Linked DNA regions of Mus musculus: regions 1, 2, 3, 4, 5 and 6 are each linked to region 7. A link is a loop called in an ENCODE intact Hi-C map of the cell type or tissue named here. Cell type or tissue: heart. All regions are shown on one strand.

What was found. Peaks named below come from ENCODE experiments on the same cell type or tissue, not always from the same donor. Only the 100,000 strongest peaks of a DNase experiment are listed, where the experiment ranks them.
Region 1: it touches region 7 in a loop (7-fold over the local background); 32 of 42 quality-filtered maps call a loop at or near these places.
Region 2: it touches region 7 in a loop (11-fold over the local background); 10 of 42 quality-filtered maps call a loop at or near these places.
Region 3: it touches region 7 in a loop (2.1-fold over the local background); 12 of 42 quality-filtered maps call a loop at or near these places.
Region 4: a loop joins it to region 7, with 3 times the contacts of the local background. A loop is called at or near these places in 15 of 42 quality-filtered maps.
Region 5: a loop joins it to region 7, with 7 times the contacts of the local background. A loop is called at or near these places in 2 of 42 quality-filtered maps.
Region 6: it touches region 7 in a loop (2.1-fold over the local background); 2 of 42 quality-filtered maps call a loop at or near these places.

The regions. Positions count from the first base shown.
Region 1 is chr19:29,061,632-29,065,631 of GRCm38, forward strand. No RefSeq gene overlaps it. Among named protein-coding and RNA genes, the nearest start is that of Gm9895, 3.7 kb to the right of the region's middle. In heart, no CTCF peak of the experiment used is centred here; DNase peaks (open chromatin) are centred at 2,410 and 2,980; H3K4me3 peaks cover 1,151 bases; H3K27ac peaks cover 2,124 bases.
Region 2 is chr19:28,774,925-28,778,924 of GRCm38, forward strand. All of the region lies in intron 2 of Gm35922 (a long non-coding RNA gene), which reads left to right. Among named protein-coding and RNA genes, the nearest start is that of Gm35922, 17 kb to the left of the region's middle. In heart, a CTCF peak has its summit at 2,074; no DNase peak of the experiment used is centred here; H3K27ac peaks cover 379 bases.
Region 3 is chr19:29,138,670-29,142,669 of GRCm38, forward strand. All of the region lies in intron 8 of Rcl1 (RNA terminal phosphate cyclase-like 1), which reads left to right. Among named protein-coding and RNA genes, the nearest start is that of Mir101b, 5.4 kb to the left of the region's middle. In heart, a CTCF peak has its summit at 1,575 (motif pointing right); no DNase peak of the experiment used is centred here.
Region 4 is chr19:29,098,775-29,102,774 of GRCm38, forward strand. It overlaps Rcl1 (RNA terminal phosphate cyclase-like 1), which reads left to right and starts at 2,601. Exons shown (of 9, transcript NM_021525.2): 1 at 2,601-2,866. The coding sequence starts at 2,731. In heart, no CTCF peak of the experiment used is centred here; a DNase peak (open chromatin) is centred at 2,477; H3K4me3 peaks cover 2,498 bases; H3K27ac peaks cover 2,236 bases.
Region 5 is chr19:29,803,835-29,807,834 of GRCm38, forward strand. It overlaps 9930021J03Rik (RIKEN cDNA 9930021J03 gene), which reads right to left and starts at 2,175. Exons shown (of 8, transcript NM_172836.3): 1 at 1,448-2,175. The coding sequence starts at 2,040. In heart, a CTCF peak has its summit at 1,701; DNase peaks (open chromatin) are centred at 1,377, 2,027 and 2,767; H3K4me3 peaks cover 3,279 bases; H3K27ac peaks cover 2,301 bases.
Region 6 is chr19:29,499,431-29,503,430 of GRCm38, forward strand. No RefSeq gene overlaps it. Among named protein-coding and RNA genes, the nearest start is that of A930007I19Rik, 21 kb to the right of the region's middle. In heart, a CTCF peak has its summit at 2,269 (motif pointing left); DNase peaks (open chromatin) are centred at 1,801 and 2,281; H3K4me3 peaks cover 616 bases; H3K27ac peaks cover 776 bases.
Region 7 is chr19:29,252,309-29,256,308 of GRCm38, forward strand. It overlaps Jak2 (Janus kinase 2), which reads left to right. Exons shown (of 25, transcript NM_008413.4): 2 at 129-211. Among named protein-coding and RNA genes, the nearest start is that of Jak2, 2.5 kb to the left of the region's middle. In heart, a CTCF peak has its summit at 1,680 (motif pointing left); DNase peaks (open chromatin) are centred at 133 and 1,643; H3K4me3 peaks cover 2,074 bases; H3K27ac peaks cover 2,007 bases.

The DNA of each region.
Region 1 (4,000 bases), 190 kb before region 7:
GCTTGGCCCAGGGCATGGCACTATTAGACAGTGTAGCCTTGTTGGAATAGGTGTATCACTGTGGGCAAAGGTTTAAGACCCTCATCGTAGCTTCCTGGAATCCGGTATTCTGCTAGCAGCCTTCAGATGAAGATGTAGAACTCTCAGCTCCTCCTGCACCATGCCTGCCTGGAGGCTGCCCTGCTCCCACCTTGATGACAATGGACTGAACCTCTGAACCTGTAGGCCAGCCCCAATTAAATGTTGTCCTTATTTAAGAGTTGCCTTGGTCATGGTGTCTGTTCACAGCAGTAAAATCCTAACTAGGACAGTGATCTATTTATGACCTATGAAAACAGGTAAGAAACATCCCTGTATACCTGTGTATACCATATATACTGAAACTGAAGAAGAACTAATGATCTTGGAGAGAGAAACTGTTGAGGACCAGGCACTGGGGAGATGTCTCTGAGCCTGACTGGGGGTGGGAGAACAGCAGATATACAACCAGAGGACCTGAGTTCAGATCCCTAGCACCCACTGAAAGAGCAGGTATGGCCACTGGCACCTGCAACCCCAGCACTGAGGAAGGGGGAATGAGGCGTGGAGACTGGTTGATCCTGGGGCCTGCTGTCCAGCCAGCCTAGTGAAAACCAGAGTTCCAGGTTCAGGTTCCTTTATCTTAAGGGAATAAGGCAGAGAGCAAATGAGGAAGTCACCTGTCCCCTGACCTCTCCCGGCTGGCCTGGCCTTTGTGCACTTATAAGGGCATCCTTACACACACACACACACACACACACACACACACACACACATAAACACACACACACACAAGCACACCCATCTACACATCCTCACATACACAAAGACTGTTACAGACCCGAGCAAAATATCTTTGAAAGCCATGCACTGCCCATCCCTGTGTCTGACCCAGGATGTATTCTTAACAGACCACCAGTTTCCACCAACCCAGAAGTTAGGATGTTAGCAGATCACATCTGGGACCTATAACAAAGGTTCCCTGCTTTGCTGTAGCCTGCCTAACTGTTGTCTCCACCAGTGTATTTGGTAACTGTCTTGACTTATGACTTTGTTCCATAATTAATACATCTCATGTGGCCCTTTGCAGTGGGATCTATCTTTCTGGTCTGCTTGGATCTGTGTTCCTGGGCTGTGGTCACCCACATTTGGCTCCAGAATAAACTATCCCATTTGAGGCAAGAACTGTGTTTTGTATCAACAGCAGAAGAACAGAGTGAGAAGTTTCTCCATGCCCCTTAGGGACAAAGAGTGGACATCCAGAAAAAGTCTGTTTTTGACTCCAAATAGCACCCACAGACATATATCTGTGGAGAAAGTTACACAGATATAAAAGGAATTCCAGGGGCTGGATCAGATCAGCTGTGGGCATGGTGTGATGTCATATAAAGAACGGGCTAGTCTGGGGCTCAGCAGGAAAGCCATGTTCATTCCCAGCAAAGCAAAACCAATACAAAACAAAAGGACTTAGAAGGCCAGGGGTCCGGCTCGGTGCATGAAGACGCTTGCTGACAGCAGTGATGACCTGGGTTCAACCCCCAGGACCCACGGGATAGAAGGATGCTGAGAAGGGGACCTATAGGACCTATACCTGTTTCTTATATTCAAAACCAAGTCAATCCAGGACATGAATGGGAGCCCAGGGCTCACCTGCAGCCATAGTTAAAAGCAGGGCAACAACATTCATATCATACTCACACCCCCATCTTACACTAGTAATCAAACCTAAGCCTTCAGTTGCCTACAACTGCTCTGGCTGTGGCTCCTCGTGCTACCTGCAGAAGTAGGGGAGTCCCAGGCCCCATTGCCTTTACAGATTTTTCGGCTTTTCTCTATATTTACTTTTTCCTCATGGATTTCCTGTTCCTCAGAATCACCTAGATGAGTCGTCTTTACCCTTCCTAATGTTGTGACCCTTTAATATAGTTCTTCATGCTGTGGTGATCTACGACCATATATATATATTTTTTGTGCTACTTTATAGCTGTAATTTTGCTACTATTATGAATGGCAATGTAAATATCTGTGTTTTCTGACGATTTTAGGCAACCCCTGTGAAATATCCCCAAAGGGGTCGCAACCCACAGGTTGAGAACTGCTGAGTCAGCCATTCTGTTTAAAAATACAGGTTCTCAGGACCTATTCTAGTCCATTAACTACAATCTTTTTAGAGGAGAGTCTAAAAGTCTGAACTTCATCTCAGGATGATTCCGGCTTGTGCCTAGTTTTAAGAAGTACGGCACTAGACAGGGCAGTGATGATATTCCTTTCACTGAGGACACAGCGCCTGGCACTTCACCAACACACCTGACTGCTTTCAGAATGAATAGGCGGAATGAGCTGCCCCGCCCCCACTCTACCCACGTGGCCGTGCCTGGCCAATGAACATTCAGTTGCTAAGATTCCACCTACCGGCAGGTGGCGCTGAGTCGACGTAAATGCCGTCCCAGGAAATGTTTTGCTGGAAATTCAAGCCTCAAAGGCAGCTCAATTGGATTATATTTTTACGTATTTACTTTGTCTGTAACTCTCACTTGTATGAGTAATTTGGTTTCTGATGGCGTGCTTTGAATGAGAGAAGCCAGGGAACGCAACCTGACAAGGCCTGGGAGGTAATGAAAGGACTGGATGGACACTCCTAATGGTCCTAGTTTTCATTCTCTATGAGCAAGCACTGTGTGTTATGAAATTACTCAAAGACACAAATGAGTCTGCCATTTCAGTAAGAGTGTAGCTAGCCTGTAATTTCTGTTAGTCATCTACTGTTTCCTTTATGGGTGTTTAATTGGACTAACCTTTTAAAACCATTTCCCTCACAAAGCTGTCTGAAGGGCTGTCTTGGCAGTCTTTTGAGACGTGGGAAGTCAGCCCACAGTTAAAGGCTGGGGCTCCGTAGCCAACGCCTCTTCCCCTTCCCCCAAAGGGCATCGGCGTGCAAGTGACTGATAGGGCTGGCCTGAACCAACAGCCAACTATCAGGCAAGACCATGGCCCCGGCTGAACTGGTTTCTTCTGCCAGCAGACCTTCAGCCAGGGGCCCTGAAGGAGGAACCATCCTGAGGTGCTTGCTGTCTTCCCAAGGCTCCAAGCCCAAAGCAGAGAGAATTGGGACTCGAAGGAGGAAGCAAGGAGTCTACAGCACAGACTCCTTGCACAAGAGGGCGTAATTCAAGGGAATCACACAGTTTAGGTCACACCATAGCATAGAGTTCCTGGGAAAGAAGAGAGGAGAGCAGGGAGGGGAGGGGTGGAAAGGGGAGGAGAGGGAGAGGGAGAAGGGAGGGGAGGGGAGGGGAGGGGAGGGGAGGGGAGGGGAGGGGAGGGAAAGGAGAATCTATTAAATTAAATGCTTTAAGGGCTCGGTGGTGGTGGTGCATGCCTTTAATCCCAGCCCTTGGGAAGCAGAGGCAAGTGGATCTCTGTGAGTTCAAGGCCATCCTGGTCTACAGAGTGAATTCCAGGACAGCCAAGACAACACAAAGAAACCTTGTCCCAAAAATAAACAAACAAACAAATACTGTGATGACTAATACCTTGTATGATAATTTTTTTAAAACAAATACTATAAAATAACAAAAGAACGGATACAATTTCTCATTTTCTTCCTTGAATAACCTGGTATACAGTTAGATAGGAGCCAAGCAAAACAGGCAACCAGAAGCCAGTGTGACCCAAACTGACTCGTAGGGGGGTGTCCTGTTTGGAGGTGTCTGGTATGAGCATAGGAGCCCAAGTGGCATGAAGACTGCATACAGATGTGTTTGAGTTAATGGGGGGCAGAGCTTCCCATTCCTGAAGAGCTAACATGCAACTCTAGGGAAAACTCTAGGGAAAGCTGCATGGGGTTGAGCTCAGAAGCATCAAGTCCACTGTGTGTGTGTGGAATAAATCTAGAGGAATGCCCGAGTCCTTACATGGTCATGTCCACATAGCCCCAGTTTTCTGCACTGGAAGGGAGGGAGATCAGCTGTGTTCTGGTTTC
Region 2 (4,000 bases), 480 kb before region 7:
GAAATAATGTATGATACATGTTGATGGATATGTGCATTCATGCATTGGCTGCATGGGTTGAATTGATGGGTTGAACCAAATGAAAATGGGTAGATGAGTGGGATTGAATGGATAGATATATATTGATTGGGTTGGATGTTTGGATGAGTTGGATGGATGGGTGTGAGTTCAGCACCATTCTCTGCCCATCATGTCGGAACCAGTAAATGCTCAACTAGGACTGGAGCATATTACAGCATTAATACCCCTCAGGACCGTGCATGAGCCTCCAAATGGCACATGTTCATTTGCCTTCTAGGAGATACATCTTGCCTTATTTTACTTGGTAGGACAGTTACCTCCCTCTTTCCCTCAGTTCCAGGACCACATTCTGTCTGTTTTGTATTGTTAGGGTCAGGCATCCACAGCTACATCCCCAAATCTCCAAATGCTTGTAGGATTTGGCTTTCTGCTAAATGCTAGCAGAAGGAAGAGACATTGTTTATTCCTCAGACTCTTTTGTAGCTGCTGGTATTTGTGGAAGCAGATATGGCCTTTCAGTGATCCAGCCTTCTGCACTAACTGTGGATCCTCATTGTTGCCAACACTGGCGAGGGTGACTGTGCTCAGCATTCCTAGTATTGGCTGGCCTAGGAACTGAATCGTATATTTTAATGATGGGTTTTCTTCCCTTTTAGTCTCTTGGTCCTTGAGGCTGACCACTACATCATACAGATACTGATCTCTGAATGCCACACAGTGTCACATTGCCATCTCCTCCTCTTGCTTCTCTAGTTCTCTTATTTGCTTTTCCTTCCAGGCCTCCTAAGTCCAAGATCTACGTTAAGTCCATAATTCTGAGCATGGTAGAGTCATTTCTGTTCTTCTGACAAAACCCTAACTGATAGATTTGGTAAAGGTGAGAGAAATATAATTATACAAGGTATCAAAAAACTCGGGTTTGAGAGCATTTCATTTGTTCTAGAAGTTAAATGGTTCTAAAATAGAGATTAAATGGGATAATTGTATCACTGTTAAGTAGTATATTACTAGTTTGGATCATAACTGCCCTCCAAAAAGCCCATGTGTTCAAGCCTCAATGGCCGCATCCATGGAAGCTGTAGACGTTTAGTATGTGAGGGGTAGTGGAAGGAGGAGAGTTCCCTGGGGCACATGCTCTTCAAGGATGCTATTTTTCCACTCTTTGCTTTCTGGACACCATGAGGTGACAAGTCTTTTGCACTGTATTATGATCCTGCTGTACTATGCCAAACTGCCACAAGCCCAGAGCGACATGGCTAAGTGCCCATGGACCTCTGAAATTGCATGTCAAAAATGTGTGCTTTCTCCTTGTGAACTGCTTATCTTAGGAATTTCTTCCAGTAGTGGAAATCTGAAGGTTGTACACAGTGGTGATTAGAATATTCCAGACAACCCAGAATAGTCCCTCATTTTTCTTGTCTTAGTATTATTGTTGTTTTCTTAATCTTTTGTGTGTTTCGAGACAGGGCTTTACTATATAGTCAAGGCTGGCTCCAAACTCACTAGAAAGCTAAAATTCCAAGTCCCAGGATTACAGGGCTGAGTGACCACACTCACTGCCCTGAGTTCTTTGATTTAGTATTGGGATGAGACAGCCAAAGAGTCCATGGGAGAGACTTGCAAGAAAAGTGAAACTTTGACCACATCTTCTTGTTGCTGTTTTAATTTTGCTTTTCACACAAACCTACAAGGATCTCTTTCTCATAGATTATTCTATGAGTTCCAAATGACCTATAATTCTATTGTTCCATGGTTTCCTTAGTATTTTATCAGGTTTATTATCCATCAAAGCCTTGCCTGGGTTGATCTGAGTGTTCGTTGGGATGCCCAGAGAAGTCGAGGTATCAGGACTCCATACCTCCTAATCTCCAGAGTCAAACTGCTGAAGTAAGGGAGTTAGCATTAATGCATTTTTTTTCTGTTGCATAGATGATTAAACCTCTCAAGATCAAGGCCCTTGTACCTCTGATGTAATTGCAATTGCATCTAACATGGCTTAAGCAGAAAAGCCAAGTCTATTCCTTTCCCAGTGTTCCGTGTGAGGGAAGATGCTCATGATGACCAGGTGGTGTCACTACCACCTAATTAATATATCCAGCTCCTTGGAAATCGTGTCCCACAACTGCGCTGGACTTCTCTTGAACTCTGATTCTATGCTTACACTTCCTGTTTGCCTCCCTTTCTCAAGTGCACAAACTTTGCCAAGAAAACCAGGGACTCTACACAGCTTGGGTTCTCTGAGAGCAAGCAGTGGTGTGTGTTCTGGTGGCCAGGCCTCACTGGAGAAACAAGACTAAAAGAGAGCAGAGGTCATCGCACTAGCTTCCTGGTGTTTGTATCCTAGTGACCAGGGAAGGATCCACTTAATGGACGAGTGAGAGAAGCTGGGTTCGACCTCTTTGTCTTCTTAAATCACCCTTTACAATCTTGCCAGTTTTCAGTAACATTTGAGTTGAATAAAGCTGAATTTTCTTTTTTATGTCTACCACTGCTATACCATTGTTATCCCTGGATAAGCAAATATCTAAGTTTACTATGAAGTTCTTATTTTTATTTGTTGGCTTAAATCTTTTTGTGTAATATATTTTTATCATATCCTTTCCCCTTCCCCTAACTCCTCCAAGATCCTCCATAGCCACCCAACTTCATGTTCTTTCTTTAAAAAGAAATCAGAACAAACAAAAACAAAATAAACAAAAGCAACACACACACACACACACACACACACACACACACACATAGAGTCCATTTTGTGTTGACCATCAGCTCCTCAGAATGTCATGGAGTGTAGCTGATATATCTATCATTGCTCCATTAGAAGAAACTGATTTTCCTGTTCCCAGTGGGTATTACAAACAGCTTCTTGGTTAGAGGTGGGACTTAGTGTCCACTTCCCCTTCTCCGTGTCAGGATTTTGTCTGTCTTGAATGTGTGCCAGGCTTAACGCATGCTGCCACAGTCTGTGTGAGTTCATGTGTGCATCAGCCCTCCTGTTGTGTCTGGAAGGCATCCACCATCTCTGGCTCTTGGATCCCTGAGCCTTGAAGGGAAGAGTTTGAGAAAGACATTCTATTTAGGGCTGGGTTGGCCAAAGTTTGTGGCCATTGTTCATGTATGGGTCTCAGAGTTAGTTCCTCTCTGCTACAGAGGAAGCTTTTCTGACTAGGGCTGAGAGATATGCTGACATATGGGTATAGCAATACATTATTAGGAGCCCTTTTCATGTTTGCTTTCCGTTTTCTGTTTGTTTGGTTTTTTGCTACGCTTCTTTATAAAAATAACAGTAATAGCTGTCTTCCTAGATCCCAAGACCTCTCTAGTCTCAGGTCATGAACGATTATGACTCATCTGGGTAACAAAGAACCTGTGCATCTGGCAGAAGTTATTGGATTATTACTTCTAGTTATTCACAGGCTTAGGATGCTATGTCCTCCGATAGAATTGTTCCTGTACAAGCTCAGACCTGGAAATAATATTTTACCCTTTGTGAATTCCAATCCTCTGGTTGCACTAAAAATCCACAGAAACGGTTGGAAGGAAATAGAATCTAGATTTACGAGCTTGAAAGAGACCTTTAAAGGCCCCTGTAGCTCTTCTCTGGTAACAGCCGACTTAATCTCCGTCTGAGCCCCTGTGTCCAGCAAGGCTGGTTTCCTGGATAATCCCCCCTTCTTTGTGTTAACTGCAGGATCATTCTGTGTCTAGAGTATAAACTGCAACAAATTGAGGTATTGGCTAGCAAACAAATCTCCAGTAATAGAAGTAGACTCCCTCCTTGCTCAAAACAAAGGTCTTTCTTTTTCTGTTGTCCCAGGGAGAACCTGGGTCCCCCCATCACACCTAGGTTATGCCTCCCCTGCATTTACATCCCTGAAAATCCATCTACCTCAGTAGGCCCTCCTTACGTTCGCAGGATGGCTGGAGGAGTTCTGGTCTGCTAATCATCGTTGCACTTACAGGGCATTAAGCTCGTTCCTTC
Region 3 (4,000 bases), 110 kb before region 7:
GTGATATTGCTTATGGAGAGTGGTTGGCTGTGTGCCAGCGGCACAGTCAACCAGTTCTGTTTCCTGTTGCCTTGAACCAAGTTTAATAACGTCATTCTTGGAGTAGAGTTGAAGTGTTGGCATCAGACACACCACTGGTCTCAAAAGCTGCCATGTAATGACTGCGGGGAACCAGGGAACCATGTGACGCGGTTTTTCCTTGCTCTCAGATCTTGTCTCTCGGCTTCTAGGACAACTCCTTAGACCTAACTTGTTGGCAACCCTAACCCTGTGTCCAGGTGACACAGAAACCTGGGTTGGTGAAACAGGAGGCAGGATTTTCTGTTCGTATCACCAGAAAGAGGCTGACCCATCACTGCTTCCCTCTTGTGCTTCCAAGGGCATTGGAGGGGCTGAGCCTGAGCCAGTCCAGGCCTGGCCATGGAGATTCTGTGGGCAGATGGTCCTTGCTTGTTGACAGTGACAGTGGGAACAACCAACCTTTGGAAGCACACAGGGACAATTATCTCAGCTTCCAGAAGTCTCTGAAACCTTGTCAGATAGAGTGGGGGCTTTCATAGCAAAGTCTTGTTCGTGTTAACAGTGAATCACTTTGTTCTAAAGGGAAAGATAGATAGATAGATAAGTAGACAGACAAAACAGTGCAGATCCAGTTGTCAAGTGAGAAACTAAGATCATTTACTCAGAAGTTGCATTAAACTCTAGTTGCCCCAAGAGGGTTATAAGAAAAGCTGCTCCTTGATTTTGGATCAGATACCCACCCAGCCCTTTTCTCTTTTTCAAGACAGGGTTTCTCTGTGTAGCTCTGGCTGTCCTGGAACTCCCTCTATAGACCAGGCTGGCCTTGAACTCAGATCTACTTGGGGCTGCCTCCCGAGTGCTGGGATTAAAGGTGTACACCACCACAGCCCAGCCAATTTCACTTTCTTAAGGAAGCTGTTTGGGTTTAAGATGGTAGGGAAAATGAGGCTGGAGGTGGAAGAAGGGCATTCTGAAATGCCCCTCAGACCCATCTTCTGCTGGCTTGCTCAGACAGCCCGAGAGGCCGGCAAAACACTGTGGAGAAAGTCAAACAACCTTTGCTTTTCCTAACTGTTCCAAAAGCTACAAGTTCCTCAATGCTGTACATAAACAGGCCTGCACCCTCGGTCTGCATCTCTTCCACCCTCCTCCAAGACACCAAGCAAGCTCAAGTTCCCAGGAGTTCTGCCAGCAGGAGAGGGCATCTGGCTTTTTTAGTCCAGTTGAATGATTCAGAGTGAAGTAGCTGAATGAGGCCCAGAGGGAAGCTTGCCTCAGGCCTGTGTTAGTCTACGCAGCAGTGAGGGAGACCGAGCTGTCCTCCCCTCAGCCTGCAGAGAAGTGGGGAGGAAGGTCCTGGTGTTTTCTTCTCCGAGGCTGCCAGTTAGAAACTTGGCTCACACGTGTGTGTGGCTTGTTTATCTGTGGGGTTTGTGTCTTTGTCTTCTTTTCCCTAAGACAAGATGGGGAAACAGATGGATAGATGGAGAGAGAAGAAAAAAGGAAAAAAGAGGGAAAGAATTCCCATGGTCAGTAAGACCAGAAAGCCAGCAGGGGGAGAGCTGACTTCCCCTAATTACCAAGATCGCTGAAGTCCTTTCTCAGTTACCCCCAACGCTTCAGTTCTTAGTGTCTCAATAGCAGGGAGAGAGTTTCATGTGTGCAGGCCATCATTGTTGAGATACTTGTGTGACTTACCCAGAGGGTCAGCACTGTGTAGCTGGCAGTCACTTATGTAGCCACTAAGCAGAGAACGCTGTAGAAACTCCATTAAGACAGCGAAGGATCAGATGGATGAGTGCTAGTGGCTAGGAAGGCTCTATGGAAGAATTTTAAATGGGCTTGCGTTGTAAAGATGAAGTCGTATGGTCTTACATGGAGGGTCAGCAAAGTATATCTCACCTGAGCTATGGTGCTTAGCAGTTGGTCCCTGTCTTGTGACATGCCTACAGCTCACACAGAGGGTGAGTTGATCTGCTATGATCTAGTCTCTTGGTATATTTCCCTCCTGTGAGTGGATCAAGCACAGAGGAGGCACATTCACCGCAGCAGGCTTCATCCTTAATTTCATCTGTAACTGACTAGGGTTGGGACCTGGGATTAGTACATTTTTTAAACTCACAGATGTGTAGAAATATAATTTATCCGGCCATACAGCTTACCCATTTACAGTGTTCAGTTTAATAGTCTTTAGTATACTCATAGAGTTGAATAACCACAGTCTAACTTTAGCACATTTTTATCACCCCGGAAAGAAACGCTGTGCCATTTGTGGTCGCTGCCCATTTGTCCCGCTGTCGTCCCAGCTCTGTCGCAGTAATAGAGAGCTCTTGTGACCGTTGTCTAGAAAACAACATAACCCTATGTAATGATATAGGTCCTTAGCAACCACTTCTTTCATTTAGCACAGTTTACAGCGCTTATCCTGTTGGAGCACATACAAGTGCTGATAACACCCCATGAATAGGACACGCCTTTTCTTTTGTCAGTCGGTGGACATTGGGGTGTTCTCCTTATGTGCTCTTATTGGGTGGTTCGCGCTTATGAACAGCACCGCTGCGAGTGTGTGTGTGTTTGTAGGTGGTTTTGCAGGTTGTGTGCTTTCACTGTCCCGGGGCATGCATTCTCCCTGGAGCACGCATCTCTGTGCTTGAGTTTGAAGGGCTGGTTGTTTTCTAGGCAGCCGTACTTTACATTCCTGTCATGGCGTGTGCAGTAGCTTACCCGCTGCTTCCCATCACACGTGTCACTGTGCCTTTCTTAGTGCCACCAGTTGAGCATGAAGTAGTTTCTTCCTGCAGACTTGCTTTTCATTTCCCTAATGGCAGACGAGATAGCCTCTTTCCATTGTACTTGGATCTCCTGCCTGTCTTTTTAGTTGTTTTCCTAAATTACTGTAGAGTTCTTGGTTCTCTCATTGCTCTGATTTTGGTGTTTCTGTTTTGGCAACCATTAAATTGTTCGTTGTCCGAACGTAATGGCGTTCACCCTATAGTTTCAGCGTTTACAAAGACCTTGGAAGAGCTGGAGCTGATTCCGTGTGCTGGGAAGGAGTCAAAAGCCTCCATTCTTTGCTTGTGAATAATTGGTCATTCCCATATCATTTGCCTGATTTATTCCTGATAAGGCTATTAACTTGGCCTTAAGTCTGTGGGTTTATTTCTTGACTCCCAGTTTTGTTCCACTGATGTGCCCGTCTAGAATCCGTATGATGAAAGTTCCTCAGGTGCTCTCTGTGTACTTTAGGCTTAGAACTATGTGGCTGGGGCGGGGAGGCTGGCCGGATCAGGACCAGTGTGCCACAGGTGTCTGTGTGATGCTTTATTGCAGATGAACACCAGGTTATTCACTTAGCAGTGTTCCTTCAGCTTGCTCCATAAGAGCCACGGGGGATGCTTGCTGATGGAAGATTTCTGGCCCCTATGCCCCGACAACATAGAATTCAGGAAAGAGGAGAGTGTGTGTTTACATAGGCTCTGTGATTCTAGGCATTTCTATGGGGATACTTCGTCTAACCCTTAGGAGCCTATGCGTTTAGTGAATGCTCCAGGTGAGCCCTGTGGCTTAACTGGGGTCACACTGAGTGTCCTAGGGCAGCGGTTCGAACCCCCTAAAGCTTCTTGACAGTGTGCCTGAAGAACCGCTGTCTCAGGAAGGGGAATGCCATGCTTTCTGTTGCAGGGAGTGGGAAGAAACAGCCTCATGAATCTTCACAGCGTTCGCTGTGAGCTCTTCTCTGGTACCTCAGTTAACACTTGTCTCCTGTTAAATATGCACACGGAAGCACATAAGCACACGTCTCCCCCTACTGCTAGGCAAGGGCGGGCTCTACCACCAAACCACAACTGCAGCTTCCCTCCTCCTTCTCTGTGGCTTCATTGAAAATTTAACAACTGTTCTTAAGAATCCTGAACTTTCTTCTGTAGTCTGTAGCAGCAGATGGAGATCTGCATGGGGAAGTTCCTGGTTTCATCTTTGC
Region 4 (4,000 bases), 150 kb before region 7:
AGGTGTGGTTTTTAAGAAGCTTTGTCTGTGTAGTAGGAAAAATTTATTTCTCCCAATGTCCTATGGCTTAGTCAAGTAGATTTTGGTCCTTATAAGTAGAGAAGTGTTACAGAAGCAATCACGGAGTGAGACACATTTCATTTACCATTTAGTTAGGCAGAAGGTCCTAGGAACAAATTAATAAATTGTACAGAATATAAACATAGGCGGCATTCTACAGAGCTGTGCTGTAAGCTTCTATTCACTTACAGTCCAACTTGTGAGCTATCTTGGTGTGAAGACAAAATAAGGTCCCATAGACAAGACTCTCAGTGTGGTACCTGCTGGCACTCACTCTGTAATATCATGCAAACATTTGTTGTGGGTTGCTAATTCGTTACTGCTCAGGGATGTGCAGTCGTAGCTATCTAAACTAAAACAGCAATGTCTGTACCACACTGAATGACTTTCAGTTACTTATTATTGTGTAACAAATCACCCAACCCCGTAGCTGGCACTAATTTGTGGCTATGCAATGTGGACAGGACTTGGTGAAACAGCTCATCTTTACCTCAGATGGCATTAGTGAAGGTGCTACCAAAGACCAGTCAGGGAGTCTAGGGGTGATGAGTGAAACTGTCTGCTGGCTTACTCGATACCCTGTCTGGCACTTGATTCTGGCTACTGGGCCAGTTAGCTCTCTTCTATGTGGCTTTTGCTGCATTCCAACTATGCTGAAGACGCTTCTCCCCTACCCCCGCATCCCCCAGAAGGTTTAGAAGTCTAAAAGAATAGCTTAGTAAATGGAGCTGTCATTGTGATTCTGCCATTTACTGTGTTGCTTACAACAAGCTCCCCCTCCCCCTTCTACATCTCAGTTCTCAGATTTTATAAGTCAGGACTTATTCTCAATTGCCCAGAAGACGCGGAGGCAAAAAATGAGAGTGGACATAATTTATTTGAGAGTTATTTCTAGCACGTATCAGAGAGAAGCTGGGAAGGGATACAGGGAAAGAAGCCAGGAGATGGTGCTTAACCAAGAGGATGCCACAGCCAGAAACTGGAGCTGAAAGGACACCCCAGAGTTACCTCCTGGATGTGCAAAGAGAGCCTGGGTATTTCCATGTCAGCCCAGGACAGTCATTGCCTGAAGACTAGGAGAATTGATACCTCAGTACTATTGGCCTGCAATTCCAGGTGGGTTTGAAAATCTAGAAGCAGAGGTGAGACGCTGATGGAATAAAACTCAGAAGGTCTCCATTGAAAGCAGTGAGCTCTGAACGGATGTGAGCATTCTTTATTGAATAATATCTTTTTTCTAAAGACTATTGAGTAATTAAACGAGATAGCATTAAAAAAGAAAATGAAAAATCCATTCCTGATGTGAAAGTACCCCTGGTGCTTTAGTATTCTTCACAACAACGTTTAGAGGAGAGCCTATGGGTCCTGGAGCTTTTCCAAAGAACGCTGCCTGTCAGATGCCGCTTAGCTGTGTAAAGGCAGTCTTAACAGAATGGCGTTGTGGTAAGTGGGTTAGCTGCCTCAGTGGATTTCAGGGCTGATCCGTAGACTCTTCTCTGATGGCCACTGATGCTCCTCGGGGTTTCCTTGGGACTCTCACTCGCTTAGGATGGCCCCCTTTTTTTTCTTTCTCCAGCTTCTACTCCATCCTTCACTGTGCTTTCTGGGACTTAAGGTCTGGGGTTACAGCCCGTGAATGGCTGGCTGTAAACCTAACACTAAGACCACTGCGTTCCTAAGTTGGTAGTCATTTGATTGTTTTTTTAATGGAGGCGTGAAACAGTACAATATTTAGAAAGGTTTTGTAGTGCAAGCTTGGATGACAGGACAGATGGAAAAGCAAGATCTCCACCCACCCATCCCCCGTGCATGCATGAGCATGTATGTCTTGAAGTTATTGCAACTGTCCATTTTGAGTCATGCGAGGTTACAGATATGTCTTGACACCAAACTCAAAGAATATGAACGAAGGGGCAGCTGAGAAAGGGACAAAGAGAGGCCCCTCATTACAAAATAAGCAGCGGTCTCTTGTCTAAAGGCTCGGGGTCCTAGTTCAGGCAGCCTCTGACAGCTTGGCAATTTCCCGGGAGTGAAAGATTGCAGGCTGCACCTCAGAGGATTTCGGCTCAGACCCAGACAAGGCGCCTACAACAGGGTAAGCGTGTCAATCCTGTTCTCTTCGGTGGCAGGAAAACGCGGGAGAGGCTAGCTAGCATCCTTGCCCGGGGCTGCCGTAGGTACGTTGCTAAGTACCACCAGCTGTGGGCACCCAGGCGGAGCCATTGCCTCCTTTATCGCATAGGCCGTGAAAGTCCGGCACAGACAGACAGACAGACCCCCAAGGCGTCTGGGCGCCGGGGTTTCCCCGCAGCACTAACTGGGTCCCTCCAGCCGCGCGCTGTTGCTGGGGCCCGGGCACCGCCCTCTTTCACTACCGGCCAATGGCAACGCGGCATGAGCACCGCCCAGCTACAGCGCAGACCAATGGCGACGCAGAGAGGGCAACACCCAGATCCCTCGTGGGCCAATGGTAGTGTGCCTCGGAGGCCGGGCCGCCCCAGCCAGGGGAGGAGGCGGGCGGGCGGCCGCTGGCTCCGCCCCGCTCCCCTCTGACCCGGTGTCTAGTCGCTCTGTCTTCCTGTTCTAAACCACGTGGACGCGTCGGGGGCTGCCTTGGTCCTGGTCGCGCTCCCGGGTCCCGGGTCCCGGGCCTCTGCGGACGGCGCGCACATGGCGACCCAGGCGCACTCACTCAGCTACGCGGGGTGTAACTTCTTGCGCCAGCGGCTGGTCCTGTCCACCCTGAGCGGGCGACCGGTCAAGATCCGCAGGATTCGCGCCAGGGACGACAACCCGGGCCTCCGAGGTGACTTGGGAGGGGGCGCGAGGAGGGAGGACCCGGGGTCGTAGCCCGGAGTGGCCACTGGGCGCGTGGGAGGGATGGTGGTCGGGCGACAGATCTGTCCGCGAGCTGCGCCACGCGTGGAAGGATGCCCTGTGGCTCCTGGGCACGGGTAGTAAACAGCTGCACGTTTTCCTGGCTAGCTTGTTGCTACGAATCGTAGGCATCGCCCACTCGCTTCCCTCTCTTGAGTCTCTTGCTTTCGCCATAAACCTCCCTGGAGAAAAACAAACAGTTTATTGGACCAACATCTAGTGATTGAGTGAGACATTAGAGAGAAAAGTACCACAGATTGGTTTCCCAATCTCATCCAAAGCAGGTCTCTGAAACCGCTGCCCCGCTTGGACACCAGTTTTTGTCGCCATTATTTATCTCCTCCCCCCCCCACCACACCCCCGCCCTATCTCTTCGGAAGTGTATTATAAAATTTTATTTTTAAACGATGCGCTTGTTTCTATTAGTCACCGATGTGCGCAGTAGCGAAGCTTTGTAATAGGGTTTTGTTTTGTTTTTCTTGAACCGGAGTCTCATGTTGCTCAGGTTGCCTTCAAACTATGTATGTAACTGAGGATGCCCTTCAAGTCCTGTTCCTTCTACCTCCCCACCTCCCGAGTGCTGGGATTACAGGTCTGCTCCTGAGCGCTCAACCAAGATAGTTTTTACGTCGTAGACGTAGTTGTCTTGGCTTAAGGAAAAGGAAGGCCAAACATTAAACTGCAGGCTTCAAAGGTCTTATTGATTTATCTGTCTCACAAAGGTAGATAGATAGGTTGAACCCATCATTTGAACCCGCGTCTTGTTAAATGGCTTTGGTTTGCAGCTGTTCCCCTAGAATTTAGGTGCGTGTTCAAAAGTGTCTCCAAGATCCCTTCTGATAAAGACAATTGAACCAATTAAAACCAAAAAGAGAAAAAAAAAAAAAACTATCAGTAGCCTGAAAGGGGGGGGGGGGTTGTAGTTCGTTCAGGAGACCTCCTGGGTCAGGCTGGTATGTTTATTTTTGCGAGGTTTTTTTTTTTTTTTTTCTTTTCTTACTAGAGGGCTAGATTATTTCATCATGTCTGAATTTTTTTTTAATAATTTCATTGCTACCACTGT
Region 5 (4,000 bases), 550 kb after region 7:
GAAGCCAAAGACAAATGAATAACAGATTTTACACATTTCATACAATGCCCAAGTCCAGATCTGAGATAATATTCATTTTATTACACTACTGTGCTTAATACATTGAGTTACATGACCTATATTATTGACTTTGTTAAAAAAAACCTCATTTAGTCCTCACAGCAACCTTTTTAGTAGGGAATATTTTATAGACCCTATTTTATAGACAAGCAAACAGGTCAAAAAGTCAATCAGTCAAGCTCAGCCCGGTAATAAAACTCAAACCCCCATTCCAGGAGCTGGAAAGATGACTTAGCACTTAACAGCCCTTGGTGCCCAATCAGGAGGACTTGAGTTCAGATCCTATTACCATGGAACCAACCTGTAACCCCTGCTCCAAAGGAGATGAAGACTGGAGGCTGGCTGGGGCTTGCTAGCTTCCAGTCTCTTAAAAAAATATGCAAATCTCACGTTTTCCCAAAGGAAAAAATGTAGAGTGTTGGCGGCCACCAGACACTTTCTTCTGATTTCCACTGCATGATCATGCCCCATCCCACACAGTGCACATACACTCTCTCATACACACAAAATTAAAAATCCTGGTAATTAATTAATCTACTTTAATTAACATTTCTAATATTTTAACTTTTCCATTACTGAAAAAGTTAAATTAACTGGGTTCATGTTCACTATATACTGATTATTGTATAAAACACCTTCAGTGTCCTATGTTAACTTATTTTCTCTTCTCTATTTCATTTAGTAATAAAAGGGGGGGAATCATATAGATGGTGTATACCGAAAGCCCTGTACAATTTGAATTATTTATAATTTCTAGTAGAATAAAAAATGTTTGAGGCTGGGTTCAAGAGTGCTTGTCTGGCATGCTTGAAACCCTCTGTTCTATCTAGCACTGGAAAAAGTCTCCGACAGGCCCACACCATGCAAGTCTAAACTTATGAAAGACGTTGTGTTGGTGCATTCATTTCTTGTCACTGAAAAAAAATTCAATTTCCTCATGAAACGGAAACATTTAATCACACTTAAATTCCAAATGGTTGAAACAGACAGTATGCTCGACTATCATTCCCTACGAGCAACATTATTTTTCTAAAGGTATCTCGCCCCACGTGCCGTTGTAAACTGTCTATAAGTGGCGGGTTCAACTTCCATCCTACAAAAAGGCTTTCGCCTTCTCCGGTAGGTCTTACGTCTTGAACCTTATCTACCTGTTATATCCGAGTTTGGGGTTCTTAGGACAGGGCTACCTTCTCGGCTTTGGCGTGGGTGCCCACCACACCCCTCCGGTCCCGCGCCCAGCGCGGCCGCTCCTCCTCCCGCGGTTCTAGCACCAACTCAGCACCTATCAGCGCCGCCCCCCAGGCCCTGGCCCAGCCCCTTCTCGGACACGTGTGTGGGTGTGTTTGTGTCGGTTTGTCAGTCCCACCGGGGACCCGAGCTCACTTACCGAGAGAGAAGCGCCAACTTCTGCTCCAGCAACATCTCCAGCTTCTGGCCCTGTTTGGAGATCCAGTGGTCGACACCGTGCAAGCGGTAGCAGGTCTCCAGCATCAACCTGAAGTCCGCCACAAACTCCGTGATGCCCCTGTACTGGCCGCTGGAGAACTTCTCCTCCATCTTCAACAGACACATGCCCTGGCTGGGCTGCTGCGGGGGGACGCGACTGCCCCGGCCCCCGCTGCGCCGCCCTTCGGCCACCTCTTCTTCCCCGGCGGCAACGCCCCCCAAGGGCTGCAGGAAAGGGGCGGTGAGGCCGCGGTGCTTCTCCTGCAGGAACTCGCCCAGGATGCGGTAGCCCTGCTGCAGCTCGTAGGTCAGCTCCTGCTCCTTGCAGCCACCGCCTGCGACCACCGTCGTCTCCGACGCCGCCGCTTCCTCCTCCTCGTCCACCGAGGAGGCACTCCTCCGGCGGACCAGCCCCGAGGCCCGGGCCGCCGCTGCCACCACCACCTCTTCCTCGTTCCCTTCTCCGGTCGGCGGTGGCGGCCGCTCCTCCTCCGCGGCCCGCTCCATCTCCCCCGGTGGCTCCGGCACGCTCATGCCCCCGGCAGGCCCAGGCTGGGTCGAGAGGAGCGGCCGCTCCGGGCACCGGGGGACGCGGGAGCGCGGGCCGCTTCCTCAGAGATCCGCGGCGCCGCGCAGCCCCTGCCGCATCGGGCCTTGCTCTCCTCCGTCGCCGGCCGGCCGGGGACCCGCGCGCGCGGGGGTCTCAGGCTCGCGCCCGAGGGGCGGGGTTACATGGCGCGCGGGGGAGGGGGGAGAGGAGAGCTAGGTGCCCTCCTCTCCCCTCCCCCCGGCGGCGCGCGGCCCGCGCCGGCTGCACGCTCCACACCCGGCCCGGCCCGCGGGGCCTCGGCGCCCCACCCCCTCCCGGGCCGACGGGGCGCTGGGAGGGGGCGAGGACTAAGAGGGCTCGGCTCCTTCCCGAGTGGGCCGCAGCCCCGGGCCGCCGCGGCTCCGGCTCCTCCTCTCCCTCACACCCCCTCCCGCCCCTGTCTACCTGCGGGGGGACCCGGGCAGGAGGAGGCGGCGCACGGACCGGGCCGGGCGACGACTGTCAGTTAGAAGCCCCGCTGGGCGGGAGGGGGCGAGGGGAGGGGAGGGGCGGGGAGGAAAGGGGGAGGGCACTCAGCCCCCCCGGCCGGGGAGAGCCGGGGAGAGAGGCGAAGAAAGAGCTGCCTCCGCCATGCCCGGCGCGCATGCGTAGTAGCACGGGATGGCCCCGCCCCGCTACGCGAAAGCCCTGGACTTGGCTCTCCCACAGGCTCGGAGGCCCAGGGTGTGGCGCGGACTAATGATGTCATCAATATGCGGACGTCTGTAAGGGGTGGGGTGGAGGGAGAAACAGAGCGCCTGCGCTGGCGCAGTCTGGAAGGTGAACCATAGACTGAAAGTTTCCTTTTGGTGAGACCCTTACTAGTTCTAAAAATTTTACTGTTAGTTTTCTCAAGGCAGTTACTAGATAACCTTTGTTAACACAAGTGAATAACGAGAGTGAACAAGATTCAATCCTCTCCGTTGTAAAATATTCTTTGTACCTCTCCTTCCTTGTGACTGGGTTTTGTTTTTTACAAAAAAAACAAAAAAAACCCCAGCGTTTAGAAAAGTTTAGAAAGAAAAATTAAGAGCTCCTCAAAAGAAGAGTGGTGGCCTGTAGAACTCTAGTTCTCGAAAGCGAGTCCTGTTTTCTATTGACTTTTAAAAACCGAAAAACACACGAGATCTTAAGTTCGGCTAAGAATTTAAGAGAATGCAATCTCACTAAAAAGTCTCCATATGTCTATTCTAAGCTGTACAGCTTGTCACTGGTGTGGCTTTAAAATCTCGCTACATATTTTTAAATGACTAAAATATGGACTCACTACATTAGTTTACTTGTTGCTTAAAATGACGGGGAAATTAATGAACCCCAAATAGATGTCACAGCTTTCTAATGCACATAATATTCAGACTTAAACTTGCTTGAAACTTGGAATGAAACATAAAACCAAAACTATAGAAATGCATCTTAAACATGATATTCATAACTAAATGGTTGAGATTATCTCACCTTCAAAATGGTTTGCGACTATAAACAAAGACTTTAACTACTAAAGGACTGATAACATTTAATAGTGTAAAACTTTCTTGTGGGGACTCAGTAAGTTAAATACCAGTTGTAAGTAAAATAGTGCAACAGGAATACAAGTTATTAAAGTACTTCACATATACACAGACTTATACACATGCATGTATTTATCTGGAATTTATAGTTTTCTCTCAGACATACCACGGTTCATGATGAAAAGGTGGGGCAGTTATACTTCAGCAACTGACAACTGTATGGCTAGCCTTTCCTTCATTTCCTCTGACAAAGCCCACAAATCTAAAGCCAACCAAACTCAAGAAAATGTCCTCTTTTAGCCACCAGACCCATTTCAAAACTTTACACAATAGCTTCCACTTTCTGAACCTTGTGCTACTAAGCACTTGGTAGTCATTATCTTCTTTGACTCTAACA
Region 6 (4,000 bases), 250 kb after region 7:
GGCTTCAAGTCATTCTATTGATAATCCTGTCCTGTGGATGAGAAAACACCGAACCTTGGGATAGTATAGCTGTGGCAGAAATCTAAACCCACCCCCCACAAAGCAAGAAAACCACTTTGAAATACCATGCTCATGATGCGCAACTAATCTGTGACTTGAAAAAAAATAGTTTTAGCTCATTTTCTTGGAAGAACAAAGAGGGAGATAGAGAAAGAGAGAAGAAGGATGAGGATGAGAAGAAGAGGAAGAGGAAGAAAAGGAAGAGAAGGGAAAGAAAACAAAACAAACAAACAAAGAAGTTTGTGTGGTAGAAATGGCTCCTAGGATAAGACACATGGCTCAGAGTGAACATTTTCATTTACTTAAAGTTTAATTACTCACCCACTCCATAATTCTAGGGCATCAGGCTCACACAGTAGCTTAAAAACGGAGGCATGTCTGGTCTTTGGCCTCTTCGCTGCTGTGCTGCTATCTGCTTGTCCTTCGATGTCTGATGGGACCCTTTTATCTTGGCAGAATTCTGAGACACTCTCAGGAGAGTCCTTCTTTTGTTCGCAGGCCTACATAAGGAATCTTGCTGCTGTGTTTGGGTCCACAGCACTCAGGGCCAGGCCCCCACAGGCTCTGTTCTCCTCCTGGAGGTCTCAACCTGTGTATGGAACTGTGACAAGTGAGACCAGTTCTCCGACTCTTACAGAATCCATTTCAAATCCGCTGCCCCTACCCTGACTTGCTCTGCACAGAATGCTTGCCTGCTCTTTCTCTTCTCAGGGACAGGCCACCTTTCTCCTCTTCCCCTCCAAAACCCCAGTCTTCCACTCTCTGTCCTTGCTTGCTTTTTCTGTCGCTGCGATAAATCAATCTAATCAATATTACTAAAGCAATTTGGAGAAAAGGCTGAGGCAGAAAGATCACCTGGGTTCATAGGTTCAAGACTAAACTGGACAACAGAGCCAGAACCTTTTTTTTTTTTAAAAGAGGAAAAGAAAGCTGGAGGAGAAGAAGAATGGGGGAGGGAGGAATGGTGGAAATAGACAGTATATGTTGTGGGGTAATATCCTGTAGAATATAGGTCACGGGTGTCAGCCTCCTACTTCTAATGATTGTGACATGGGCTTTGCCAAGAAGAAACCTGAGGCAATTTACTCAATCTGATATATTTCCTCAGACCAATAAAGGTCAGAGGACAAATGGCCTTTATACAATGTTATTCCTTATGACAACACTTATAATAGAAGCCACCTGAAAATAATCTACACTTCTACTGATAAGTAGCTGGTTAAAAGGTAATTGTATTCTTCTTAAGTCGAATACAATTCAGCCATAAATTGGCATAAGGAAGATCTCTGTGAACTGCTGTAGAGAGATCTTTAGGGTATTTTATGTGGAAATAAAATCATGGTGCAGGACTCAAGTATGCCATAGTTTGAGTAAATCGTTGAAAGGAGCATGTCTTTATCTATACGGTTGCATGTTTATAAGTATGGGAACCCAAAAGAGTCGGTTACTTAGAGAGAAGAACTGGGTGGATGTGGAACAGGGAAGTGAGAAAGGAGACAGAACCCCGGAGCATCCCGGCAGGAGATCCATGCCATATTCAAGAGGCATAACCACAGGATTCTTTCCAAGGGTGTGGACAGGGCTAAGAGCAAAAGACAGGGACATAGCGAGCAAGCTTCGGAGGAGAAGCGCTGCGGTCCGAGGTCCTGAGGAACAAGGGAGGCAGGGGAGGGAATTAGCGAACCGGCACTCAAAGAAAGCTTTTGTTGGTGAGAAAGAACAAGAAACCCAGCCACTGTGGCCTCACTCCTCCAGCTGAGAAGATAGTGGGCTAGAGGGTCCCACTCAACCCTCTCCTGACTGTGAATCGCTTATTAGTGCCTCCTAGTGGGCAAATTGCTGATGTCGCCGAACAGAAAGGGTTGTCTCAGCCTCCTTTCCGCTAAGCCCCTGGAGCTGACCCTGCAGCTGCAGCACTGTTCTGGAGGGCATACAGGGAACAGTCGCCATTGCTTTCTCTGTAGCTCTGAGGAGTTTCTCTGAGTTTAACCACACAAATATGAAACATATGAAAAGGAGACAACTTTCGTCCACACACAGTAATAGTAATAACAATAATGATAATCATTAAATATTAACAATTAATAATAACTAATATAATAATAAAATTTAAAACCCTCCAAATGAAGGGTTGGAGAAATAAGTTTCCAAGACCTTTCTCCCAGTCTAACTTGTCTCTGAAGCTCGTTTCACCAAGTCTCAGTCCACGGCGCCACCTAGCGTCCAGGAGGAGCTTCACATGCTAGCCCTACTGCCTCCAAGCCTCCTGGCAGGTAAGCGGTTTTCACTGTCAATCAGACTCAATTGGGAATGATCTTCCATAAAAGGGGGATATATTTTGAAACTTAAAATATTTGGAGTTTTTTTTTCTTTTAGAACAATAGTGGGAAATTATCTACATTCATTTTTAGATTGATTCATTATTATGATTTTTCTGGGAGAATATCTTTCAAACTGCTTCTAAGGTAAATACCGCCTGTGACACCCCCCACCCCTACCCCACTAAAGATTCTGTGAGCGGCTTCTGAGTTTGTCCCTCCCCACTTACGTGTTCTTAATACAGAGCATCTCAATCCTGGCTGCAAAACACTCACGCGGACAAGCTTCTGCCAGAGATGTCGTTCTCACTGATTTGTGGAGGGGCTGTTTAAAGCATTAATGGGCACAGCGACCAGGAGCCCTTGCTTGTGCTACTGAGGGCCCTGAGGTGAGGTACGCACCTGCGACTAGGAGGTGCAACTAGGCCCGTGTAAAGGATGTTCGAGCTCCGTGTTCCTGCTCCTGATTGCACACTTTGCACCCTGCCTCCTCTTCTGCCATCACAGGTCTACCCATATTCCAGGGCCTGACTCAGAGTTATCTCCTCTAAGACTTGCTCCATTCTCATTCCCAACGTTAGAGTCTCTGATAACTTTAACAATGACTTCTATAATTCTTTTTTTATAATAGAAAAAAAAAATTTTTTTTTTGTTTTTACATAGGGGCTCACTATGTAGCCCAAGCTAGCCTGAAAGTCATTCTTGCCTCAGATATCTTGAGTTCTGGGATTACAGAACCATTATCATAATGGTAATAATTACCATATAATATCATATAATATTAATGCTTATAATATATTATCTAGAATATATTATGCCAAGTTTAAACTATTCATTTTAACCTACCAATTTTTAGCAGTTAAAAGTATAATATTTATGTGAGATATAAATTAAACTCTTCAAAATAGGAAGTGTGACCAACATAAGGAAACAGCTTGAAAAATGGGGGGAAATCTTTGCCAGCTATAAATGTAAATCTAGAATACACAAAAACAGCAAAAATTAAACACCTCATAAGACTAATTGCAAATTAGTAAATGGGCTGATGAACTGAACAAGCAGTTCATGGAAAAAGGAAAATAGCCAAAAGATATTTTATTAATATATCGAGCTATATATTACAGAGATATAGAAATAAAAACAATATGGTACTGGCACAAAAACAGACATGTAGACTAATGGGGGGGAAAAAGACCCAAATACAATACAAACGCACATAATAACAGCCATCTCATATTCGGCCAAGATGCCAAAAATGCACACTGGAGAAAAAAAACAGCTCATTCAACAAAAAGTGTGGGAAGAACTGGATGTCCACACGTAGAAGAATGAAATTCGAGCCGTATTTATAAACCTGCACCAAAGGCAGGCTGCAACTCTAAATGGATTGAAGATCTTATTGTGGAGCCTGGAATGCCGAAACTGTTCAAAGAAAACATGGGCAGTGGCACCGCAGGCACAAGAAATGACTTTTGTTTTGTTTCCTTTGTTTTGTTTTGTTTTTCAAAAAACAGGGTTTCTCTGTGTAGCCTTGGCTATCCTGGAACTTCCTCTGTAGACCAGGTGGGCTTCAAACTCATAGAGATCCACCTGCCTCTGCCTCCCAACTGCTGTGTTTAAAG
Region 7 (4,000 bases):
ACCCGACCCCCCCTCTTTCTTATTCTTCTGTACATTTTTCTAGTCATCTAAACAGCGCAGAAAAAAAAAAAGAGAGCATCTATTGGCCCTGGGTTTTTGAGTTAGTGACTTGCTGCTTCTGTTTTTAGGTTCCTGAAGCAGGCGACGGGAACAAGATGTGAACTGTTTTCCCTCCCCAGAAGAAGAGGCCCTTTTTTTCCCTCCCGCGAAGGTGGGTGTTAGCGCTCGGGGCTGCCTGGGTGCTGCAGTTAAAGACAAGGGTGTCTGAGATCTGCGAGCCAGTGCCTGCTAAGAAGGCTGGATGCTTGTGTACAACGGCAGGACTAATTGTTGCTTACTGCGAAAATGGCAGTGTTGAACTTTTCCTGTTGCTGTGGGAGAGTAATTGGGTGGTATTTATTGTGTCTCTTGGATCCTTAAAGAAGCGGTCTTTGTTGGTTTTACAGTGTGGTCTTGCAGAGGAAAACAATAAGTCGTCTCTTTCTCCCCCTTTCTCCCCAGTCTTAATTTTCAAGGAATTGAAATAACCTGTTGAGGGAACAAATTGGTTGTTTTTGCTGGGTTTCTGCTGCCACATTGAATGCTTCCTGTATTCACCTGCTTGCTTTGTTGGTTGATTGCTTTCCGGTGGTTACTAGTCTATCAGGGGAAACTCCTTTTCCCTGAATGAAAGGACCGAGCCGCTGAGTGTGTCACAGAGAGGAGGAGAAATGCGGAGAAGGGAAACAGAAGTGGGAATAAAGAAGCCGGAGGTTGCTTTTGGTTTCATAATAGGTTTGTATGAGTGAGTTGTTGGCTTACTGCAAATATTCTCATATAGTTCCCAGCGGATTTGAAAATGAATCATCAATTTCTGGTCCTCTTTCTCTATATCCTTTACCTGTTTACTGTTTACGGTTCCAGCTATTAAGATCATTTGGTTGTATGTGAGCTGGCTTGAGTGTGGGACGTCTGCAGACTGGATGTGCCCAGGACTTATCCTGAGAGTACTGAGCGGTGCTACAGGCATGAGCATTTACCTGTACAGGAGAGCTGCAGTGTGTGGAGGCTAGATAAGCACTTATGTTTATTTTGGCTTTTGTGGAGTATTGTGGAACTTGCTCTGTAGACCAGGCTAGCCTCCAACTCAGAGATTTCCCCTGCCTCTGCCTTCCAAATGCTGGGATTAAAACCACCACCCACCGGGCTTCATTTGTTTCTTTTAGTGTCTTTTCCTTTGTAATTTGAAGGTGTCTTGAGTAAGGTGTCTTGAGTGTGAAAAGTAAACATATTTTTTTTTCTCTACTTTACCCAGATAGGCTATTCTTGAAAGATGGGATCCCTTTCTGGCAAAATAGAGAAGACCATTGGCTTTGGAGTTAGATCTGAGCGTGCAGTCTTAAGTTAGGATAATGGTGTTCTTCCCATTTAACAGCAGTGTTAACTTAAAATTTACTTTCTCAGAACCTTGTGTGGGGGTCGATTGGATGCATGCAGAGCAGTAAATGGTTTGGTCGCTTCTGAACGTCTTAGCTTCTCAGAGCTGGGCAGGCAAAGGAGGTTCCTAGCTGGCCCGTGCGTAGCTGGTCAGTCCCTGGTGCGGCTTCCATAGAGCATAGAGAAACTGCATGCTAGTGTATCTACAGCCTCTGTATGGAAGGGTTTGATGCCTAAGCCCCGTGGTGCTGCCCCCTGGTGGTTAAGATGCGCAAAGACTTGTCCTTTGCTCCTCCCCCATTACACTGTTTTTCCTTTTTAGGCTCCCTCGCTTAGTTCTTAGTTTCCCAAACTGTGTCAGGTGTTAGAGCACCAGGGAAGGCTGGCTCTCACCACTTAACCTGAGGTAGTTTCAGAGGTAGGAAGTTCCATCCGTTCCTATGGGGGTGTGTGTCTTTGTAAAGCTGTATCTTCAGAGTTTACTGTATGAAAAGCTGCTATTTAGTGTATGACAGTGTGGAACAAGAAATGACAATGTGGCAGTGCTTAGGATGATACCAAGGGGCTGAGGAATTGTCAGAATCAGAGCAGCACCAGACCCCCCAAGAGTATTAATGCTAAGTTGTTTGACCCAACAAGGAGTATTTCCTTGGTTTAAAAATAATAAATAAATTGCTAACTTTCAGGATTCCTCAAGTGGAGATAGTCTGGGAACATTTTCATTTGGTTGCAGCTGGCTTTTCTGATAACAGTTTTCAATGCAAAGCCTTAGTTCATAATGGCATAATGTCCTGCTTCTAATAATGCCTGTATGACGTCTGCTAGGTTCTTCTAAGAATGCCTGCATGCTGTCTGTGAGGTTCATTCACATTGTAATTACTCCTCTTGTGTACCTGCCTCTCTGGACACTTCATAGTTTTTATTTTCTTCTGCACAGGGCTCTTACCACTACATTTTTTGATAATCTTTTTGTCCCAAATGAAAACTGATATTTTATACTACTGCTGTAATTTGGATCTTGAATGTCCCTGAAAGGCTTTTGTGCCAGAGCTTTTGTTGTCTGAGATACTAAGATGCCAACTTCTCTTCTGCTTCCCTGCTGCCATGGCAACCAGGCCTTTCTTATTTTAATAATACTTTGCTGGCTAGAAAGACAGTGTTGAGCCCTCTACATTTCCCCACCATTTCATAGAGCAGGAATAGTTTATCTGAGTTGTAAAGGCCCCTAGACAAGACACTGCTTCAATGTCCGTGCTCAATCGCTCTGTTTGTATTTCCTGGGTCGCCATAGGAGAGACTTGACAGCATTACTTAAGAGCCTCCTTTCCCACTGTTCAATCGCATTTTTCCTCACTCCAGGCTAAGTCCTTTCTGACAGTTGCCCCAAAGCCTTATTAGGCCTTTACTTGACTTCCTCAAGGAAGACTTTGGGTGGGTTCGCATCTCTTTCCAGCTACTACAGAACGGTCCCTTTATCCAGTGGGTCTTAGAATTACATACAGGATTTACTGAAATATATATTGTTGCATTCTGTCTCCAGAGTTTGTGTTTCAGTAAGTCCGGAGTGGAACCTGTACATTTGCATTTCTTACTTGTTTTCCAAGGACCACCACACTGTGAAAATCACTGATTTAAATTGGTTGGCAAAGATTTTTTTTTTTCTGTTAAAGAACATAGTTTTTAAGCGGTGTTGGCAAGATTGTCTCTTTTGCTAGTCTATAGTGGAACCTTTGTAGCACAGAAGTAGTCATAGGCAGTGCATAAGTAAATGGCACGCTGTGTTTCAATGAAGGCTTATTTATGAGAACAGCCAACTGGCTGAGTTTGGCACATGAACTAGAATACGAAAGTTCCCAGTTCTCACATGATTCCACCATCTCTGTGAGTTACTGATGCACCTTTTATTTCGAGCAAACCTTATTAAAAGAGCCATGTTTGTCCTTTAAAAAAAATCTTTCTTAAAATTTATTTTCTTGAGCAAGCCACACATTTAATGTTTTATTACTCAAAAGTATTTTTGTATATGTGTTACTTTGTGAAACAGAGAAGGGCTTGTTGGATTAGAAGCGGCATGTGTTCCTGATTGCAACACACACACTCTGCCAAGTTAGTGTAGAAACACGAAGTGCTTTTTATATCTCTACTACAATGTTTTCAGGTGGCCTGATTCTAGCTAACTGGGGACATGGGACTACTCATAGTCTGATCATTTACAAACTTTTAATTTTCCGCTGGGACTTGTATGTTCCAGGACATACACTCTTGTTTTCCATATCCCTGTCCCTGCCAATAGTACTGTGCTTTTTGTTGTCTAAATCCTCATTCCCCATTCTTTACTCTGTGTGTGTGTGTGTGTGTGTGTGTGTGTGTGTATGTGTGTATGTGTGTATGTGGAAGAATTCGGGTGCCTGGGAAGGCCACGAGAGGGCATCAGATCCCTTGATGCTTACAGGCAGTCATGGGGTGGCACCAGACAGGGCCAGGGCGGGTGGAATCCGGAAGAGTAGGAAGCTCTTCCACTCTGGAACCATGTCTCCTCAAACTCTTTTTCTTGTCAAAGTCTAGTCCATGCTGTAAGTGTGCA